2 separate regions of the Homo sapiens genome follow, and region 1 is linked to region 2. The links are chromatin loops, found by intact Hi-C in ENCODE. Cell type or tissue: natural killer cell. All regions are shown on one strand. Links, peaks and the distances in the headings refer to the core of each region. The heading gives the core; the rest is flanking DNA.

Evidence for each region. Hi-C counts contacts between places; a loop is a spot of excess contacts. Peaks named below come from ENCODE experiments on the same cell type or tissue, not always from the same donor. Only the 100,000 strongest peaks of a DNase experiment are listed, where the experiment ranks them.
Region 1: a loop joins it to region 2, with 8 times the contacts of the local background. A loop is called at or near these places in 1 of 110 quality-filtered maps.

The regions. Positions count from the first base shown.
Region 1 is chr4:139,892,709-139,903,809 of GRCh38, forward strand. All of the region lies in intron 1 of MAML3 (mastermind like transcriptional coactivator 3), which reads right to left. Among named protein-coding and RNA genes, the nearest start is that of MAML3-AS1, 230 kb to the right of the region's middle. In natural killer cell, for the core only: no CTCF peak of the experiment used is centred there; no DNase peak of the experiment used is centred there; H3K4me3 peaks cover 320 bases; H3K27ac peaks cover 951 bases.
Region 2 is chr4:139,835,803-139,846,903 of GRCh38, forward strand. All of the region lies in intron 2 of MAML3 (mastermind like transcriptional coactivator 3), which reads right to left. Among named protein-coding and RNA genes, the nearest start is that of MGST2, 180 kb to the left of the region's middle. In natural killer cell, for the core only: a CTCF peak has its summit at 5,683; no DNase peak of the experiment used is centred there; H3K27ac peaks cover 1,785 bases.

The DNA of each region.
Region 1 (11,101 bases), core at 973-8,972, 57 kb after region 2:
CGGTCAGGAGATTGAGACCACCCTGGCAAACACGGTGAAACCCCATCTGTGCTTAAAAAAAAAATTCAAAAAATTAGCCGGGCGTGGTGGCGGGCGCCTTTAGTCCCAGCTACTTGAGAGGCTGAGGCAGGAGAATGGCATGAACCCGGGAGGTGGAGCTTGCAGTGAGCCGAGATCGTGCCACTGCACTCCAGCCTGGGTGATAGAGCGAGACTCCGTCTCAAAAAAAAAAAAAAAAAAAAGTCCAAACTGACTCTTGCCAAAAACCACCTGGCTCCTGCTCATCTTTCCAGGCTCACCTTTTTGCCTCTCTATTCAGCATCTCCTCCCCTCTTCTCCCTTACCCTACATTTTCCATAAACTCTCTTGAGACTTATAGTTCCTTAAAGGTGCTGATACTCCGGTTTCTCTTCAGAGCCTAGAATTCTTTCACCTTTACGGTGCTAAGCTTCCTTCTGCCTCTAGGGCATTGTCCATGTTGTTTTGTTTTCTTGGAACGTCCTCCTGCTCCCTCTCCTCTTCCCCTGGGTAATAGCTGCTTATTTTTCAGGTTAGATCTTAGATTTCACTTACTCTAGGAAATCTTCTCTTATACTCTTCTCCACCCTAGTTATATGTTAGGTGCCTTCCTTGACCAACTATACTAGGTTGGATGTCCTGAAATAGGTCTTTCCAAGCAGTCTGTACTTCACTACCATAGCTTTTTCACACTTTGGGGCAGCTGCTTAAGTGTCTGTTTGGTGAGTTCCAAGAAGGTAGGAACCGTGGCTGACGTGCTTACTGTGTAAGCACCACAGGCCTGCACCCAGTCCTCAGGTTCATGGCAGGGGTTAATAAACAATTGCAAATGGAATGAATCATTCTATTGTCTAATTCACAGGGCTAAGAGAAGAGTTTGAATCTGAGCAGGAGGCAGCCCCATTGACCATAAGGAATGCCTGATTCCAGCCTCTACATTCCTGGTTTTGGGAGTGATAGATCTCTTACCCTAAAGAGTGTTATCCACTTAACTGGACTCATTTTAAAAGTCCAGTTATGAAGTCTTGCTAACTCTATGGATTTATCAATTATAAACCTAACTCATCTGTGTGCTGCTTTCCTTTCTGTCAGAAAGGGCCAGTGCATGTGGCCGTGGTGAAAGAGCTTGGCATAGAATAGCTACTGGGGAGATGCTTGCTGAGTGACAGAGGGGCAACTGGGAGGGGTTAGAAGGGTTTCAGTGACTTTACATAGTTGCAGGCAGAAGACAGAATGACAGGGTAGGAGAGAAAAGGCTTAGTGGTCTTTCCACTCGGGTACTCTCTTATTCTTGGCAAGGTGCCGTGTATTACAGAACCAATGCAAGAGAGGGGGAGGATTCCCTCTGCCCCTGACACCTGAACACTCACATGTGAAACTGCCAGGCCTCTAGAGGAGCACCATGGATAATAAAACTAATGTGCAGATGCGGTAAAGTTCACAAAGTGTCATTTTACTGCTAGGTGCTTTTTCATAAGTAGATGATTATATTTGAAAAGTATGGCCAGGCACAGTAGCTCACGCCTGTAATCCCAGCACTTTGGGAGGCTGAGGTGGGCAGATCGCGAGGTCAAGAGATTGAGACCATCCTGGCCAACACGGTGAAACCCCGTCTCTACTAAAAATACAAAATTTTGCTGGGGTGGTGGCACACACCTGTATAGTCCCAGCTACTCAGGAGACTGAGGCAGGAGAATCACTTGAACCTGGGAGGCAGGGGCTACAGTGAGCTGAGATCGTGCCACTGCACTCTAGCCTGCTGACAGAGCAAGACTCCATCTTAAAAAAGAAAGAAAGAAAGAAAGAAAGAAAGAAAGAAAGAAAGAAAGAAAGAAAGAAAAGTAAACAGAGTAGAAAGGGCCCTTGAGTAAAAGTCCAGTCTAACCCTTGTTCCTAAATCTTATATTTTTACAACATCAAACACAGCCCATAGTCATTTGATAGAGACCCTCGAACTGCTGAACACAAGGCCCTAACGGGAACATGTTAGAATTTGACGGAAAAAAAAATACTGGCTCAACTCATTGTATTACACAGAAACTGCTAGAAAATGATATTATTTATTGGACAAGGCAAGATACCATGGTTTTGATCAGAAGTATGGAAGATACTTGAACATAGCTCCAAACATAGCAGCAAGATCAAATATCACAGCTTTAGGACTTAAAGGAAATGAAGGTTAGGGCTTTTGGCACCTCCTGGAGTGATGTTAACCTTCAAAACATAAGCATTTGTCTTAACAATGAACTGACTCGATTTTAGAAAGTCCAAGTCCATGACTCTGTTCCAGGTCATGCAATGAATGGAGCAGGACAGAGAAGGAAACGAAGCTGGTCCATTTGTTTCTCTGTAAAATGGTGGTGGCCAAGACCATACAGTCAGGCAGTTCTGGCTGGAAACCCAAGTTTCACCTCTTACGGCTGAGTGAGCAGCTGGGTGAGGCAGTACAGTGAGAATTAGAGAAACAGGAGCACTGGCTCTGGAGTTAGAAAGCTTGAGTTCAAATCCAACATCACCTACCTAGGAGCTAATACATATCAATATTGTCTGGTTCTTAAGAAATGTTGGCTATGATACCTTCCATTAGAATATAAGTTACATGAAGGCAGGGGTTCTTCCATTTTGTTTCCAGTAGCTCAGAATAGACAATAAATACATGTTGAATAAATGAATCCTGGAAAACTTATTTAACCTCTCCTAAGCCTTGGTTTCCTTACCTGCAAAGTGGGTCAATAATATCTAGCTCACAGAGTTACCGTGAGTCTGAGGTTAAATGAAATAATGTAGGGAGCACTTAGCCTCACACCTGATACCAGTAAACACCCACTAAGTCTTAGCTTTACCATTTTCAAAATTCAGTGATACAAATAGTTACAACTGCAACTGAGAAGGAATGCTTACTGGATCTTCAAAACACAAATAGGTAGGGTATTTCTGTTCTCTAGCCAGCAAAACCCTAATGTTTTCTAAGCATCTGATGTAGCTTTTTTAATATGAACAACAAAAATCAAATTTGCAATTCAAGTCCAAGTGCTAATGCATTCATGTCCTAGATTGTAGAACAGCAGAGGCTAGATCGTTGAGGTTCGAATCAAATACATTTTCAGCATGCCACCTGATTGGAGCCTCCGAGTGTTCCCTTTCCTCCAGGGCCTAAAGTTCTCCACTGCATGCCCCTTTAACCCAAATCTTGATTTATATATTTCATGTATCTGCATTTTGGAATATAAGAAAGACATTATCGAAGATGCTGTGCTATAATTTTTATGTTTTGTTTTGTTATGTCCAAAATAGCAGAGCAATCTTAGCATCCCTTCTGTCTGCCTCATCATCCTTTGCTATATGGAAAGGTGGTCTGGGAGTCTAATTCTCTTTATGTTCCTCATGGGAGACAGAGGGAGGCGGAGAGGGAGACACAGAGCCAGCTATGTGGCTGAGAAGGCTGATTCACAAGCTCCCTGCTCAGAGAACATGGGAATGCCTGGCTGCGCACAGGGAAATGTCCCTGTGACTTTCCTCTCCTCAAGACTCAGGGCAGAGTCTCATCCCAAATAGCCTTATCTTAGGAAGTCCCTGGCCCTTCTGCCTCGCAAAGCCCGAAGCCTCTTAGTATGACTGCACCCTCGTGGAAGAATCACAGAAACTCTTTCCTGAGCATCAGCCTCCTTGCTCTTGTATTACTATTATTACATATAAATGTTTTCTCCCATTAGGTGAAGCTGTGGTGCCAGGAGCTGAAGTATGCTGTTCATCCAATGCCTATGACAATATGGGCTGCTATCATGTGTCAATTACTCTGAAGGAAACAATTCATCTTCCATAATGGCTCCAGCGCAAGTCCCTCATTTAGTGTGGCTTGATGGCTTGTTTCTGTGAAACTGGTGTGTGTGTGTGTGTGTGTGTGTGGTATGTGGTGTGTGTGTGTGAGAGAGAGAGAGAAAGACAGACAGTGAAACTGAGAGGCAGAGAGAGACAGAATGGGGAGTGGGAGGGTTGTGCATTATGTCCAAACCAGTAGTAATAAGAATAGCTGTGCCTTTGGAATTACAAAGAACTTTCACACAGAATCATATTTTATCCTCACCACAAACCTGTGGGGAAGGCTATGTGCTGGCTGGATGGTTCTACAGGGAAAGGGGCAGTGTTTTGGAGAGGGTGTGGTGGGCGAGGGTGCATGACACCCACAGCAAGGAGGAGCATGGCTAAGATTACCAGGCCTCTGCTGACACGGGGGCCCCCAATCCTAGCAGATTCTTGAGGTGTTCCATGGGCCAGAGTGTCCATGACAAAGAGGTCTTTTATTCCATTAGACTTTTAGCAGTGCTGGCAAGTCAGATAAACTCTTACTGTCCTGTCCCTGATTTTGCACGAAGTTGGGCAGGATCACAGAGCTTGGGAATAAAGATAGTGATGCTACTATTAATAATGAAGATTCTAAGATGGAAGACATCCAATTTCTAATGTCCAACTCTAGTAAACCACCATATTCCTTCTCTCCTGCTCCCAATGATTCTAAAAGATAGGTTTTATTACAATCATCTTGCAGAGGCATCGTGGGTTAAGCAGTGTGTCTGAAATTACAGAACTCAGGGGGCTGGGCAGAAGATGGCTAAACCCAGATTCAAATTCAAACTCAGGTCTGACTCCTCCATAAGCCACACTGCACCCTCATCCAGGACTGGACGAAGCACAGTCATGCCCTCATCAAAGGCATGGGGTTCTGATGCCACCTGTGATATGCTTTCTCAGATTGTGCTTTCGGGGATCTTCCTTGGTTCCAGCATTTCCCCACCAACCATACCCAATTAAACCTCAAGAACTATCCATTCTATGAATTTTAGTCTCATCTTCCGCCCACAATGCCACTACCCCATTCAGAGTCTCAATATGTCTCTCATGAATTTCTGTAGCAGCTCCTGACCAGCCTCAGTCTCGCCACCTCCAACCCATTCTCTGCATCGTGGCTGTGGTTTTCTCCATACATTGTGAATCTGATCATGCCCGTTCTTCACTTTAAGCTTTTCTAAAGCTGTCCACCATCTTCAGCATCATTCAGGTCTGGCACACAGGCCTTCTGACTGGATCCTCATCCCAGCTAAACTCTCCAGGCTTAGCCATTACCTCTCATCTTCCCCGACTTACCCCGCAACCCCACTCAACTCCAAACTTTCAGCTATGCTTAATTATTTGCAGTTCCCAGGACATACCACATTTGTTTTCTCTCTTTCTGAGCCTTTGCATATTTTACACTTAACCAACTTCTTCACCTGACCAATTCTATGTGTCCTTTACAATTCAGTTTAGACATTACCTACTCCACAGTCTCTCTTGACAGCCATTTCCTACAACTCCTGATGTTGGTTAAGAGACCCTCCATGACATTCTAATTCATATCACACTATAACTATTTTCCTTCATGGATGAATGAATGAATGCTAAAAAGAGCTCTCAAATAACCACAATGAGTTAGTGTAATTGATCCCCAAAGCAGGCTCTTGAAAATGTTGGACTGCATAGTGTTCTCAGAATAAACGTATAATTTCTGTTGGTTAGTTTAAAATACTGAAAATGGACTATCTCCTTAATATTTTTGAGGACTCTAAGGGTCCAGGGAATCCCTGATGAGAACCACTAGAGAACATACGAAGTGATTTGTGGAAAAGAAAACTGAAACTGAAATCCAGAGACTTTAAGCGACATTACCATGGTCACATGTTTTCACATGAATGTAAACCCCAAACGCTGCTTATTTTCAGACTTGAATTTTAAATTTCCATACAAAGGCTTCAAGTGGTTCTCACCCACTATAGCAGCCTCTTCAACCAAAAGTGTGAGTGAGCTTCCTTCACCAGCTGGTAGAGACACAAGTCTTTCCCAAGGCTTGAAGATAAGAGAGTCTTAGCTTGCAGATGCTATAACTAGTTTAGAGGCTCAAAGAGAACATTTTGGTCATTTTGATCTGTTCTGGTCAAACTAGAAGATGATTCACTGGAATCAATTATCACATGCTTATTCTCTTTCCATTCTACCAGCAGGTAATAAGCCTATGAACACATGGATGAATTTGACCTGCTTATGTAATGAATGACCCAGAATACTCATGTGCTAGATATTTTAATGAGTAGAATAGGAAGAGTGCGCAAAACATTTCCAGAACTGTCTTCTAGATTTAAGTGCCCTTAGAAAGGATCTTGAGCGTTATTTAGAGGTTTGATTTTCTTTAGTAATTTTCCAACTTTAATGTAACTAGTGACCTGAGAACCTGTTAAAAATGCAGATTTCTTGATCCCACCTTCATAGTTTCTAATTAAGTAGCCCAGATTGGGACACAAGGTGGGGGCACAGGTATCTAAAGAAACTGAATAAAAACCTGATTCTTCCGGGGCTGTTGGCCTAGGATTCCCCAGGTTTTAGAAATTCTGATCTAGATTAATAATTCTGTTGGATTCTGACACTGTGAGGTTGGTGGTGTGATTTTTTTAAGTATGCATACACATACAAATCCAATGTCACTACAAAATGTTCCTGAGTTGATTGGTGATACTCTGGGGGCTCTCATAAACAGAACTAAGAAACAGTGCTCTAGATGGGGCTTTTTGAAACCTTAGAGGATTCTGAATTCTGCAGAAGCTTGCTGGATTTCTAGAATATTTTTCATAAAAATGTGTATTTTTAAAAACATTTTAGGTTTCTCTGAGCACAGTAATATCCCTGACCATTTCCCCCTCCACATTATATATTTCCCTTCACTTTCATTCAGTGAACTGAGGGGTGCTCTGTGTCTGCGTGTCGGGCTCTGCGCCAGGTGCCAAAGGCTCAACTCACTCCCCAGAGCAAAGTCTATGCCAAAAAGTGACCACATGCCACACATATGTTGAAAAAAGTTGGATACATTTGTTTTAGAGAGATCTATGTGCAGGGCAGACTAACAGGAAAAGAAAAAGAAAAATCTTATTACAACTCCCGAAGCCTCCCTTGGTAATCTTATAGACTCCTAACATTACTTAGACAGAAAACAACTTTACTCTCTATGAGTAAATGAATTTGAATTTTAAAATTATGTATATAATCTGTATATATCACATATAATATTGCCATAAGAGCCAAGTGTTTAAAACCTCTGCTTTCGACCATCCCAGAATGCGGCTTCCCTGTACCTGTTCAGTGGGAAATGCTGGATCTCTGGAGGGGGTGTCAGCCGTAAGCAGTTAAAAATCTCCATTCTGAAATCCTCCAGGAAGAAAAGGATCCTCTTTAAAGGGGCCTCACCCTCTTAGTGGGCATCTGAAATAATAGCTGCAGAGTCCCAAGGGACTACGGGGGCACCGCGGAGCCCCCAGCCCAGGGGACAGAACCACTCAAAACATTTTAAGGTACTTTGAGGTTATTTTTAGAAATGACCATGATCTTTTTTCTTTCTGCTATGGTTCACATTTAAAACTCTATTCCCAAAAAGTCTTGGAAGTACATAAGGCTGATGGTGCCTCTTTTCAATGTTTGGAACATGAGCACCCATCCAATTCCAGCTGTAAGTGCTAAAGCAACATCCTGATTTAATGACTCTTTAAAAATATTTTAAATCTTTTTTGGGGGTGTGGCTGAATCTTTAGGTATGTTTTTATCCTTTAATTATGCTTAAACATGTAATAAGTACCAACTGAATGCACAACAACATATTGGGAATGGATCGTAAAACATCAGGAGCAGTGGCAGCTGAAGTCCTCCACATTTAGAAACTCTAAGTTCCAAGATCCCCTCAAATCTCCAAATTTCCAAATACATAAATGTTTTTACAGGCTCCTGGCTTTCTCCCAGTGGAATGAATAAATTATATTTTCATCACAAGTCACAGGAATCCTGTGTAGTCTCTGTATCCGAAGTTATAAAGTTTTTCACAAACTCTATACGTGCAGTTTAAACTGGTGTTAACAAAATTATCAACTACTCATTAAAAGCAAGACTGTTATCTTTGCAAATGCTAAGGCCATATGATTTTCAAATCTCACGTAGTTTTCAGTAGAATGCTCTAAACTTCTAAGTTTTTATCACAGAAGTTGACTCACTGCTTACTAAATGTTTCAATATATTATTGTCATACAATATTCTAATTGACTGAGAGCTAACCAGCCAGGCATTGAGCTAAGTGCTTTACATATCTTACCTCGATTAACCCTCACAATAACTTAAAGGACAGGAATGGGTTCAGAGAGGACAGGTAGTTTGTCCTAGGGCACACAGCACAGCCCTACTCAGTTATGCCTGCCTCTCAAATCTATGCTCTCACCTACTCTGCTATTTTGCATCTGATGACTTCTGTCCCAATCAAACTGCAGCAAACCTGCTTAGAAATTCTGGGAAAGTGTTTTAGACACCTGTGTCATGACGCTCTAAAGGGGATGTGTTCATGTCTTTGAGTCAGATCTGGCTGATTCACAGAAAAGCCTTGTGCTTCCTCTACAAGGAAAGATGTCACTCTGCAAATTTAGCATGTGTTTGAGAAGTGATGATGGCTGCAGCCCTGAAAACTTCAGAAGAGAGCAAATGTGTGCATCCCAGCGGTAGCTTCCTTCACTCAGTAGCTTTCTGTAGGAAAAAGCTCCACTGAGACTGGTAGTTGCCATCAGCATTCCACAATCTGAACCCTGTACTGCTCTGTTGTTTCATATACATAAATACACACACATATAACATTACATTTATTTTTAAGGACAAGAAACAATATCCTTAGGAATATCTCCTGATAATCTCCCACTAGAAGTCATGAATACATTTTCTATTCAAACATGCTTGTATACATGACCTTGCCTTACAATCTGAAATTCCTAATGGGATTTTATTTAGAGCTGTAAAGAAATGCCGGTAAAGGAGGTTGGTGAGGAAGAAGGGAAGGCTTTCCTCCCCATAAGGGAGGAGGATGGCAAATGAAAAGATCAGATCTTATCTGCATCATTCACAGCTGGAGACTTACACCAACAACACAGACCAAAGAATAGGCATGTTAGAACTAAGCGTGAGGTTTCGATTTGTTTATTTTCTGGAAGGAGGGAGGCGGGAAGGAGCAATATTTCAGGGAGGCTGAGTATTTTTCTCTCCCTTGGGGAGGATTCAACAATCTTTTTATTTCATTGTTTACTTAAAATGTCCTTTCTTTTCAATAAGGAATTCTCATTTTTGTTTTCAGCCCTTCCAAAAGACTGTTTTCCTCAACAGCACTGAAGTCGTGCACCAGCCTAGCAGGATGCGAACAGCCAGGGTGCCCAGACCTGAGACTGCTTTTGAATAAAATCCCATCACATGTTTATCTCCCTTTGGAAAACAAAAGTATTGAAATAAGATCTCTTACTCGATAAAAAGCCTCGTGTTTCCCTCAAAGAGGCCAGACACTGCTCTTTCTTGTGAGATGCAGTTTGCATAAAGCAGTACTCCCAGGCAGCTAAGAGCTACCCTCCTGGAAGAGAATTTCCAGTTTCTCTCATTCTCTCCTTCTCTCCTTCCCCTGGACACACACGCAGGCGCGCACGCACACGCACACACACGCACACACACACGCACACACACACACACGTCTCAATGAGCGAGCAAACAGGACATAATTCTTATTTCTAGACAGCATCTGACTCCCAGGCCTCCATCCTCCATTTCACAACAGATTTTTACTCCAAACCTGAGGGGGCTTAGGGACTTGCCTTCATTGACCAATTACGGAACTGTCATTATTTGCATGTCTTTTGAGTAACTTTGTTAATAAACAGAAACCAAGGCAGGAGGAGAGAATTTTTCTCTCCGGGATGAATCCCCCATGGATGAAGAAGATACCCACAGACAGACAGGCACGTTCTCACATACAGGCAAACATGGAAGTCATTTGAGCCGCTCTGAAAATTTTCAGCCAGGCGGAGGTACACACCACACATTCAGCCCGTAAACAGCAGAGCTCTGGAGCCTGGCGGCAGAGCTTTCATCTGTGGGGCAAAGCGGCTCGGCTTCATCCCACCAGCTGAAATTCATTTTTCAAAAGAAATTAGACCAAGGTACTGTTGTTATAGCAACAGTCAGAGTCATTTACACAGCCTCTTCCGCACAACCTCACTGACTTCTGTGGGCAGCGATTTCAATTATGTACAGGGAGTGACCAAGGCTGAGCCCGGGTGGACCCTTTAGTGCCCCTTTAAGACGTGGCAGCCTAAAACCTCTGTGTCCAATCTGAAGCTAAAAGACAACAAGACTTCATCGTGATCCACAGACCTCTTCCAGTCCTGAAAGTCCAATGAGCAGTGAAGACAGGAAGAAAACCTTCCGATCCAATGTTTTCATCTCCTGGGTAGGAACTGGACATGTGACCATTGAATTTCCTGGGTTAACCAAGTACTGGCCATTTCAGAACAGGAATTTCCAGTGAAGACAGTAATGTTCACAATGAATTCTTTAAAAAATTTTTATTTTTAGAAATGGCGTCTTGTTCTGTCACCCAGGCCTTGGCTCAAGCGATCCTCCCACCTAAGCCTCTCAAAGTGCTGAGATTAGAGATTTAAACCACTGTGTCCAGCTTCAGCAATGAATTCTGCAGTAATTTCATAACATCAGTCTTCCAGGACTTTATTCTTGGGGCTGTAGAATTCCCAATATAATAGCCTACTCCAACCTCTGAAAACAACAAACTACAAAATGCTCCTTTCTTGACAAAAATGTACCCTTATTACAGAATCTTTACGGCTAATAACCTTCTGGACGGCAATGTAGCAGTCTACGTCCAGTCTAGGGATACACAAAGGTGGTAAATACCTATGAAGCCAGTGCTCATGACTAATGATCAGAGACTGAATTCTGTGTCCACTTCATACGTTGAAGTCCTAACTCCCAGTATCTCAGAATGTGACTACATTTAGAGCAGAGTCTTTACAGAGGTTAAGTTAAAATGAGGTGATTAGAGTGGGCGCCAATGTGATATGACTGGTGTTCTTATAAGAAGATAACCATCTACCAGCAAAGGGGAGATGCCAATCTTAGTCTGTTTGTGCTGCTATAACAAAATACCTGAGACTGGGTAATTTATACATAAATGTATTTGTTCACAGTTCCAGAG
Region 2 (11,101 bases), core at 1,305-9,304:
AGAAGAGTCAAATGTTATCTTCATGAAGGAACTGATTGTGGCTCAAAGGAAGTCAATTTAAACGCAAAGATGATGGGAAAAATTCCATCTATATAATGGAAAAGAGAATAACATTATAATTCAGGGAGCTGAGACTCAGGAATACATTTTGATGCTTACTCATGAAGGTGCCTGGTGAGGGGTCTGGGGACTGCACCACAGGGGGCCAATGGGACTGTGCAGGAGACAGCGGATGACACAGAACCTTATCAGGGAAGCCAGTAAAGGTGGTAGATCATGTGACCCTTGGCCCTCTAGGGCTGAAATGCCAGTAAGAAGATATTGAACCTCACCATTCTGTCTCTTCACTTTCACGGCAGTTTCTATAGATAAACTACATCATAAAGTGAACCAAAATAACAGACACATAAATAAACAGGTAAATTCACACAGGACCCCAAAGGTGTTATAGAGACCAGACACACATCTACATTTCAGCTCCTCAATCAATTTGTCTGTTTCACCCGCCTATCGTCTGCCAGCTCATCAGTAAATGAAAAAAGCTAGAAGGGGCAATTGGGAGAAAAGCATCAATGCCATAAAAATCACAGACCTCTGCAGTATAGGATTACTGGGGCAGGAGGTAGGGTGGTGACAGGAAATACCCTCAGAGGGTTGTTATGAGAACTATTTCCAATTCAAAACAACAATGATGATCCTCTTTATTCAATTATCAACTTCTGCTGTCTTAATGCCATGTTTTGGGGAGGTCAAATTACCAATTAAAAATGGCATACCACAGTTCCAGCAAGCCAGCCCCAGGAGGTTAGCCAAGTGCTGGAGCCCTCCTTTGATAGAATGGCGAGGGGCCTTTCTGGCTTCCTGGCTCTTGTGCCCTTCTCCAGAGATGTAGGAATGCTGGAGAGCCCGGGCCTATGTTGTTCTTGGTGGAATACAGCATCATTCACACTTACTAAGTTGCTACTGCTATTTGGCTATTTCTCTTAGACAGTATGAGAAACTTTCAGATCTTTAATTTGCTAAAGAATTACTACCTCTGGTCGGGTGCAGTGGCTGAAGCCTGTAATCCCAGCACTTTGGGAGGCCAAGGAGGGCAGATCACCTGAGGTTGGGAGTTTGAGACCAGCCTAACCAACATGGAGAAACCCCATCTCTACTAAAAATACAAAATTAGCCGGGCTTGGTGGTGCATGCCTGCAATCCCAGCTACTCAGGAGGCTGGGGCTGAAGAATCACTTGAACCTGGGAGGTGGATGTTGCTGTGAGCTGAGATCATGCCATTGCACTCCAGCCTGGGCAACAAGAATGAAACTCTGTCTCAAAAAAAAAAAAAAAAAGAAAAGAAAAGAAAAAAAAAGAATTACTAACTCCAATACTAAGCCCAACACCATCCCTATCAAAATCACTTTTCCTGGCCGGCGTGGTGGCTCACACCTGTAATCCCAGCACTTTGGGAGGCCGAGACGGGCGGATCACGAGGTCAGGAGATCGAGACCATCCTGGCTAACACGGTGAAACCCTGTCTTTACTAAAAATACAAAAAAAATTAGCTGGGCCTGGTGGTGGGCGCCTGTAGTCCCAGCTACTTGGGAGGCTGAGGCAGGAGAATGGCATGAACCCGGGAAGTGGACCTTGCAGTGAGCTGAGATCATGCCACTGCACTCTAGCCTGGGTGACACAGCAAGACTCCATCTCCAAAACCAAACAAACAAACACACAAACAAACAAAACAAAATCACTTTTACCGCAAGAGCACAGTTCAGCAATCAGATAAGGCAAAGAAAGGCACTTTCTCCTACATCACAGGAATATTTTATAATACTATTATAAGGATAGGCCAGGCACTGTGGCTCATGCCCGTAATCCCAGCACTGTGGGAGGCCGAGGCAGGCGGATCACCTGAGGTCAGGAGTTCAAGAGCAGACTGGCCAACATGGTGAAGCCCTGTCTCTACTAAAAATACAAAAATTAGCTGGGCATGGTGGCGCATGCCTGTAATCCCAGTTACTTGGGAGGCTGAGGTAGGAGAATTGCTTGAACCTGGGAGTTGGAGTTTGCAGTGAGCCGAGATCACGCCACTGCACTCCAGCCTGTGCTACAGAGTGAGACTCGGTCTCAAAAAAAGAAAAGAAAAAAATATATACATATATATTTATATGGATAATGAAAATCTTTTTGGCTGGGTAAATAAGAGTCATTCTGTACTGTCTGCTTAGATGGAAAGGCTTGAGCATAAGCTGGCTGGGAGATCTATTCATGTTAGATGAGGCTCCCAGCGAGAGCATGGGTACATCGGCCAAGCCTGGGTTGGGACATGTTTTCCCAGATCACCATTATAGGATGACACAAGGTAGCTGGAGGCCACCTTGTATGTGCTGTTCTAACAAGGCTCCCTCTGTTAATAAAGGAGATTTTCATTTGGTCCCAAGGCTACTCTTAATTGTGATATTAGCATGTAAGTGGATCTACAGTTAATTTTCGACCAGGCACTAGATTTTTAGCTTTATTTTGGGGTTTATTTCCTTGAAAATACTGCATTTCGGCAGTATTGCCCTATCTTACAGATGATTCCCTACCCTTGAGATATTCCCTCTGTCTCATATCATTTGGAGTCTAATTTTGGGGAGGAGCGTATCCATTAGATATTGCTCAATTCATCTTTTTCTTCACCCCTGAGCCTCCCTGCTTTGTTTAGTTTGAGGAAAGCAAGCCATTTTTTCTTAGAAAAAGGAATCTTAAGCTTAGTAAAATGCATTTCTGAGAACAAGAGATTCTGAAAGTGTTGCTGTTCAGGTCCCTGAATCAAAAATTTTTATTCCTGGTTCTTCTAAGATGCTTTTTCCATTCTTTCTCTGGTAAATTGGTTGCACTGTCCAAGTTTTCCATAGGAAAAATGGTGTTCTGCTATGTTTGGGACAAGATACTGTTCTGCATGTTCTATTTCCTTTCATCCTAGAATAGAAAAACTTTTATTATTATTATTGTTACTATAAAACACGCACTGCCACTTTCAAAGCATCCCCACAGAATCAAGATGTGGTGTCCTCCTCCCTTCCCTTGATTTGTAATGGTGAGGTTAACAATGGTGTTGTGGTTTGCTTGGCCCCTTGACATAGTGTCAGCAACATAGTTCTAAACAGATTTCTGAGATCTTCTCTTCTGACCCTTGGCTGAAGTCACTTGAAAACATTTACCCTAAAAAATTCAGGTGGGCTAAGTGCCAAGCCTTAGCCAAATCCTCAGTCAAGCTTAAATGTCTTAAGAGAGCTGACTGCTTGAAGCCAGGTGGCTTGCACATCTGCAAGTCTGATTCATGGACACCACTTGCCATCAAGAACGCGCTGGCATCATTCCTCATCAGAGCAGCCTGTGAGCCCCACACACGCCCCTCCCCACTCATCACAAGGAACAAGGTCTAGGTGAAAGATTCAGACAGCAGCACCGGATCCTCTGTTGGCATCAAAAGTCCATTGCTGTCCACCATGACATAAATCAGATCCTCCGGGAGCAAGGGGGTTGAGGGGCAAAAGTACTCTTGAAACACCACTACCAGAATGGGGGGCTAAGGATCAATTGCTTTTGCCATGTTACCCACACCTTCTCAAATACAAATCATCGTGAACTAGCTCATCTTCTGCTATACAGCACCCCATCCAAGTCCAACAGATTTTTTTTTTTTTTTTAATGGAGGGTTCTTTCGTTGGCATTCCTTTTCATCCTTCCCCAAGAGGAATCAACTTAGGGAGCAGATATGCAGCGTGTGTGTACACCCAGCATGTGTTTTCTTGTTCCCACCCTACATTGTTTGTTGAAATAAATATGGAAATAAGGCTGAGCAAGACAGCCAAGCCAGCCAAACTGAAATAAATTCATCACTCATGGGCTCTCAAGGGATGGAAACCGTGCATTTTTTTCTAAATGATTATTTCTGAAGCACTGAAGGAATGGCTATATCACTAATGAGGCCTGTACGCCATGACTGCTGATTATAAATGACCTGCAGAGAGACAAGGAGATAGTGGATATGAAGGGGAGATGGTGGCATGGAGGCGAGGGGAAGCAGCTGCTGTGGAGGCTGCAGCTGCTGGTGGCCAGCAGTGGGGATTACTATCCAAAAGCAACTCTCCCTGCTTTTCTGACCCAGCAGTAAGCCCTCAGAAGAGCATATAATTATTCTGTGTGAATTCAAGTGAGTGGAAAGGGGTCAAAAGCCCCCCAAAGATAGAAAAACGTCTTCTGTATAAGTCTGTATATCACCATGACCATCTCTGTCTTCCTGTGCATGGAAATTCTTGGCAGCATCCCAGGATCTGGAAAAGACCTGGATGGAGACTGCAATGACATATAAACCACACTAAGACACTACATGGTCCCCTGGCTTCTGGCCCCTGGGATCCTCCCTTCATAGCTACGTACTGGGCATACAGAAAAAGAAAGTGCAGATATAAGCAGCACAGTTCATAAGTGGGATGAGAGCTCTCCACAGAGCAGTTGGTAAATTCCAGGCCAGGTGGACAACACTGGACTTGCAAACTAGGTATCCTAATGCTTGGACTGATCAAGCCATGACTGATCTTAACAAAACTTCTCAGAGCTTCGTGATTCGGTGGTACTCTTACTTCACATGATGGGCTTTAGGGAAATGCCAAATACCTCCTGGCATGACCCAGCAAGAATCACCCAGACAGAAGCCCCGGTGCAGTGTGAGCAGCGGCTAGATGAAAAGGCCTGGCAAGGGGTATTCTCGACAAATGAAGGGATCCAGTTCCCAAGGGCAAGGGCAGGATAATGCGGTAGTTGCTTTTCAAAATGAGTGTATCATTGAACTTGAGAAAATGCACTAATTATCCTTACATCCTTATGAACAGGTGGAGGTGGGGAGGAGCTTTTGCAGCCTGTTGAACTAAGAAGCTGTGACAGGGCGTGAGATATGTCAGCAATGCTGGTGGTGCCAGAGGTTTCTGAAGGTAAGGAGGATGTTGCTCTCTCTGCCATGGTGGCCAGCGAGCCCTCACACAACATTATGAAAGGTCTCCAGAACCTTCTCAATTGCCGTGTGCATTGTCCTGCACATAGTTTCATGGACATAGAGTCACATGTGGCAAAAGTGAAGGCCTGGGCTCTGGCTCTTAATGCAACAAGCACTCTGGCTGCTCTAGGTTATCAGCAACTCATCTGGTCACAGTGATTGCAAAATGAACCAAGGATTCTGGGTGATCATCCTCCATATCCTAAATGACTAAAGGGATAACAACATAGAACCAAAAGATATGTGGCTTCCAGCATTATAAGGGAAGTATGGTCACCAAATTTATCAAGGCAATACTCATACATAGGGAGGCAAAAGGAGAAAGACATAAAGGACTAATTATAAAGGTTTACTTAGCTTACTTCCACATTTTAGCCTTGCTGCTGTGCAAGAAAAACACATGCATTTAACTCCCTCTCTGCAGACCTTTTGGGCAACGAAGAGCCACACATCAGCAAAAAGAAAAGCAACAAACAGCAGGCCCCAACATTCCCATTCTTCATCACTGGGGTGAATGCTATGTCCAGCTCTTTCTCTCTCATCTTCTTCATGTAGGGTCAAGGAACAAACAGGGGTTCTCAAATAATCAAACGAAGAAAAGATTTAAAAATCACCCATTTCAAGATGCAAGCGCCTTGCCTTGCTGCTTCCAACAGGAGAGCAGAGAGAATCCCACCAGATGCTGCTTCACTATCGGCGCTGACGCTTTCTAATGAATCTGACCCCTGGCTGCAGCTCTAAAAGGGTGCAGCAGTGTGTCAATGTAAACAGCTAAACCTAGTGTCACGTCAAGTGGTAACAAGGCCACTGCTGGTTTTTTACAAGCGCTGTGCACTTAGCAGATAAAAATGAGCATCCTATCGCTGGTCCCCACAAGTCACACTTATCAACAGTGAGAAGAAACAATGCTTTGTCTGATAGGTGTTGCTTGGTGCCAGTGACAGGAAGTTACATTTCTTACAGGCTGCCCATTAGCATAATGAAAAGGCAAGTAACAGCTGCATTAACAAAATCTTTTTACATGTGTCCACGGTGAGCAGCGCAGAGCTTCCTGATGTTCCCTCTAATAAAGAGAACTAATTACCCTCCACAGTGCCACCTGGGCTAGAGACAACCGATGTCAGGAAAGGGCTTTGACAAACACATTTATTTGTCCAGGACCAAGTCCAGGGCCAGCAACCCCCATTCTTCCTGGTATCAGAGTGGAGCCAGATGCACACAGGATCAATAAAAGGTCCAGAGTTCACTGCAGGCTGGGGGCAGTACCTGCAGACAAGGCATCCCCTGGGAAGACTAGGGCTTCCAGCCTCTGCAGGGGTGATGCTTTCAGAGCCCACACGGAGTACAGATCAACCTGGGCACTGTGACCTGATATTGGGTTGAAGTTCCCATCTGAAACAAGCTGAGAGGTTTGAGGATGCCAAACAAGGAGTTTAAAAGGGAAGGTTGTTTTATTCATGCGAACATACCTGCTTTTTAATAAAACAATGTTAAGCAGATAACTATTTGTTGACATTATTATCCCCTGATTTTACATACAAGGAAACTAATTATGGAATGGGTAAGTGACTGTATCACATATCTAAAAACAGAAAGAGAAGAGAACTCACGTTTACTGCATTCATGAGCATCTACTCATTATCTAGTTTAATTCTTCCCACAATCCTAGAAAGGAGGCATTTTTATTTTTATTTTTATTTGTTTTGAGACAGGATCTTGCTCTGCCACCCAGGCTGGAGTGCAGTGGTGCAATCTTGGCTCACTGCAACCTCCGCCTCCTGGTTCAAGTGATTCTCATGCCTCAGCCTCCCAAGTAGCTGGGATTATAGGTGTGTGCCACCACGCCCAGCTAATTTTTGTGTTTTTAGTAGAGATGAGGTTTCACCGTGTTGGTCAGGCTCGAACTCCTGGCCTCAAGTTATCCGCTTGCCTTTTTTTTTTTTTTTTTTTTTTTTTTTTTTTTTTGAGACAGAGTCTCACTCTGTTGCCCAGGCTGGAGTGCAGTGGCGCCATCTCGGCTCACTGTAACCTCCGCCTCCTGGTTCAAGTGATTCTCTTGCCTCAGCCTCCCGAGTAGCTGGAATTATAGGTGTGTGCCACCATGCCTGGCTAAGTTTTGTATTTCTAGTAAAGTCGGGGGGTTTTCACCATGATGGCCAGGCTGGTCTTGAACCCCTGACTTCAGGTGATCCGCCTACCACAGCCTCCCAAAGTGCTGGGATTACAGTCCCCAGTCACCACGTCCAGCCAAGGCCAGTTCCTTTTGTTAGCTGCAGACGCTTTCTCCAACTTCTTTTCCCTCTAAAGAGAAGGTAAGACTAAACTGATAACTTATGGCATCTGTTCCTCCCAAAAGCTCTACGTGTACCCACCTGATAATGGGGCTTTGGCAATTACCTTACTGCTTCCAACCCAAGTCCTCAATCTACTATGGAGCTCAGCATGCGAAGAAAGGTGACGCCATCTATCTTTTGCCCAAAGCTGAGTACATACTAAGATGTGTCTACTCTCGGGTCCATGTGCTCAAATTTAGAAAACACACCAGAAAATAACTTGATATATCACAATTTTAGATTTACTACCTAGTCCCAATACAGGGAATTAGAATATTTCCAAAATCCTGAACTCAAATCCCAACTTACACTACTGACAGGTCTTAATTACCCATGTTTAAGGACAAGGCAAAAGTAAAACCCAAAACCTGATGAATTAACATTCATAATAAGTTAATCTAGCCCATATTTTCCCTTCTTAGTTCACCAACTGTTTTGCTAGAAAATTTATAGGATTACCTGTTCATAGATGTAGGTAATTATATACAGTTGGGGTTTCTCTAGAAATGACTCCTGAAGTATCTTAATTCGGAGTCTTCTAATGAAATTGCTACTATCTCCAGTTTAATAACCAAATTATTACTGTCCTGCTTGGTCTGATCACGTCCTAGTCTGGACCTCAGCTTCTGTTTCAAAAAATGAGCATTTCTTCACTTCCTGAGACCTCACTGTTTGGGTCTGATGAAGCAACTTCCCATGGACGGCATTGTAGCCATCGAGAGAAACCCCACTCACCAAAGGAGAAAGCTTGGCCCACAGGGCCCCTGGGAGGTGCCATTTTCATCTTCTATTGCACTGCGCTGACATTTTTAAATTATAATGACTCCATATCCCAAATGAGTCCTAAGAACATTCTGAATCAGCTAATTAATAAATCAATTGCTCTTCAGGATGGCATTTATCAAATTCACAACTAATATGTGAGGTGCGGGTAGAGTGGAAGTCTGCAGCTGCTACACCTCTGGCTCTGGTAGGACCCAGCTTGTTCCAAAACCTCTGTTGCACTCTGGCTGTAAGCGAAACACCTTCAAGTTTCTATGCATACTATTTGAGTCCATTGGGATACAATTTCATCATCAGAGACAACATCTTATGCAATAATGAGTAGTTGCCTAAAGAATGAAGAACAGGAGCATCCCTACTAATCAGACACTCAGTGTCCCATATGGTGATGGTAATTGAAACATCCTTCTGGTCACACTGTTGAACTAAGATTGAAATCAATTAGATGCCACTGTTTAGATGTTGGTGGCATTGTGCTGTCTTTTTCTTGGCACAGAGATGATGTGGGAGTTAACAATACCAAGCAAGGCATCCTACTTCACCAAGAGTGGACCACTGGTGAACTCTCAATCCCTTAAAACCTGATAATTTCTACAGGCTTCAGAATCACTGCCAACATCCTGAAAATCAGTTGTGACAATAAGGCTGTCAGAGCAGTGTGTACTGCTCTTAATCATCTACTTAGTGTCTCTTTCTTGGTCATAGACTGTACCTTCCTTACCACTGCAGCCACATGGCTCCTCTTCACATGCTGTTGTTGACAGTGTGGGTGGGATATAGGGATGGTGGGCAGCTGCCCAAATTTTCTGTTCATCAATAGTGGGATGACATAAAATGAGACCAGAAGACAAGACTGCAGAGAGCCTGGGGACAGGTTGAGTAAGAAGCAGAGAGCTGCTGTCCAGATGCCAGAGAGCTGAACAAAAGCCTGCCATTTGTTTAGTCCTATTCTGGCTCACACTATTCACCTTCCTTTCCTTTTGATATCATCAATATGGTTTTTCTCCTGGAAGAGACTTTCTATTTCTCTTTCTCTCTCTCTGTCTGTCTCTCTCTCTGTCTCTCTCTCTCTCTCTCCCTCTGCCCCAACACAGCATCCCTTTTGATGAGATAATGGGTGTTGACTTGCAGTCCAATACTTACTAAAGCCTGATGGCTCTACAAATTACTTAGACAGAATCTAATCCTGAGGGTAGGTATCAATGATAGGGTATGTGTGTGGGGAATCAGAAATGGCATGTTGTCCTACAGAGAGGTCACACCAAAGAAGTAAGAAGATGGGAAAGAAGAAGTGAGGGTGGTGACAGAGAGGGGGAACTAGACATGTGGCTGCATTAGACAGAGTACACAGAAGGGAGGCTCAATGTGGACATGGGAAAAGGTATATTCATTAAGAATGAAAATAGAAGAGGGCTTCTTTATTCAAGTTCTGGGTGTCTGAATCAGGTCAAACTGGCAGAGACACATAGGTAGAAATTGAAGTTAGAAAAATTAAATAAGTGCAAGGAAATCATATTTTGCTGTGTAAGTTCATTTCTAAACATACAGATGTCAGAGAGTTTTGATAAATGCTCATATTCTTTTCATGATTGTACTAAGATCTCACACGGTAAATGACATCAGGAGTTAGAATGGATTGAGATCAAGACAAAGCAGGAACCTACTTTGAATAAAATTTTACTCATCTCAGTATTTTTGGATGTTTCCTTTATCTGAACTAAAGCACTTCATATGATGTCATCTCTTATTTTCTCTTTTGTAGTCTCCTTTATAAATCTATGGTGAATGGTATAGAATAGTTTCATTGGTACCACAATCCCCTTATACCTGATATTATGATAATTCTGAAATACAAACTGAATAAATACATAGGTCATTTTCAAAATGATTTTTATTTGCTCAACAGATTGAATCTGTGCAGTAGTAAAATTACAGTTCGTTAAGTAAATCTTGAGTCAGAGTAAGGTTTAGCAGGGTAATGTTGATCTTTAACCCCTTCATCTAGAATATATTTTTAGGAGTGGGAGGAAATCCCAACATCTATATAAACAGAGAACTCAGAGTTTGAAATGCTCCAAGCAGACATAGTTATTTGTGACAGCTTGACAGTGACAAAAAATCCAGGAGCTGAAATGCTTTCTCCTCGGCTTATGAGTGGCTTTTTATGCAAATCTTGATAGATCATTTTATGCCTTAATTTTCCTACCTACAGATTGCCAGAAGCCTTGGTGACTAAACTATGGCTTATAAGAAGCTAGCACTGTACTTTATTTTTATTTTACTAGACAGACTCTATCACCAAACTACATATTTTTGTCTGTAAGAGGAAGAGTTTAAGAAAGAAACAACCTACTAATAATAGTTTAAATATTATTTTATATTTAAAGATGTATTTTATTTTATTTATTTTAATTTGTGAGACAGGGTCTCACTCTGTCACCCAGGCTGGAGTGCAGTGGCACAATCATAGCTTACTGCAGCCTCAACCTCCCTGGACTCAGGTGATCCTCCTACCTCAGCCTCCCAAGTAGCTGGGACTATAGGCGTGCACCACCACACCAGGATAAGTTTTGTATTTTTTGCAGAGACGGGGTTCTGCCATATTGCCCAGATTGGTCTCGAACTCCTGGGCTCAAGCAATCCACCCACCCTGGCCTCCCAAAGTGCAGGGATTACAGACGTGAGCCACCATGCCCAGACTAAAGATGTATTTTAAAATAGCCATTAGTTTATATGACTTTTGGTAGCAGACAGAGCTTTTCTTTACAGGCACAGTCTTTAAAATACAGCTCCATTAAAACATTTTTGCTTCTGGCCTTCTCCAGTATACTTCAAATACCTATTGCATGGCTTTATTAGGATATCCTTTAATTTAGAAAATCAAGGTGATTCATTGTAATCTTTTGGAGGAAAATTGTGTGTTTTCCCCAGTGAGGCCATGTCACAATTCTTTGAT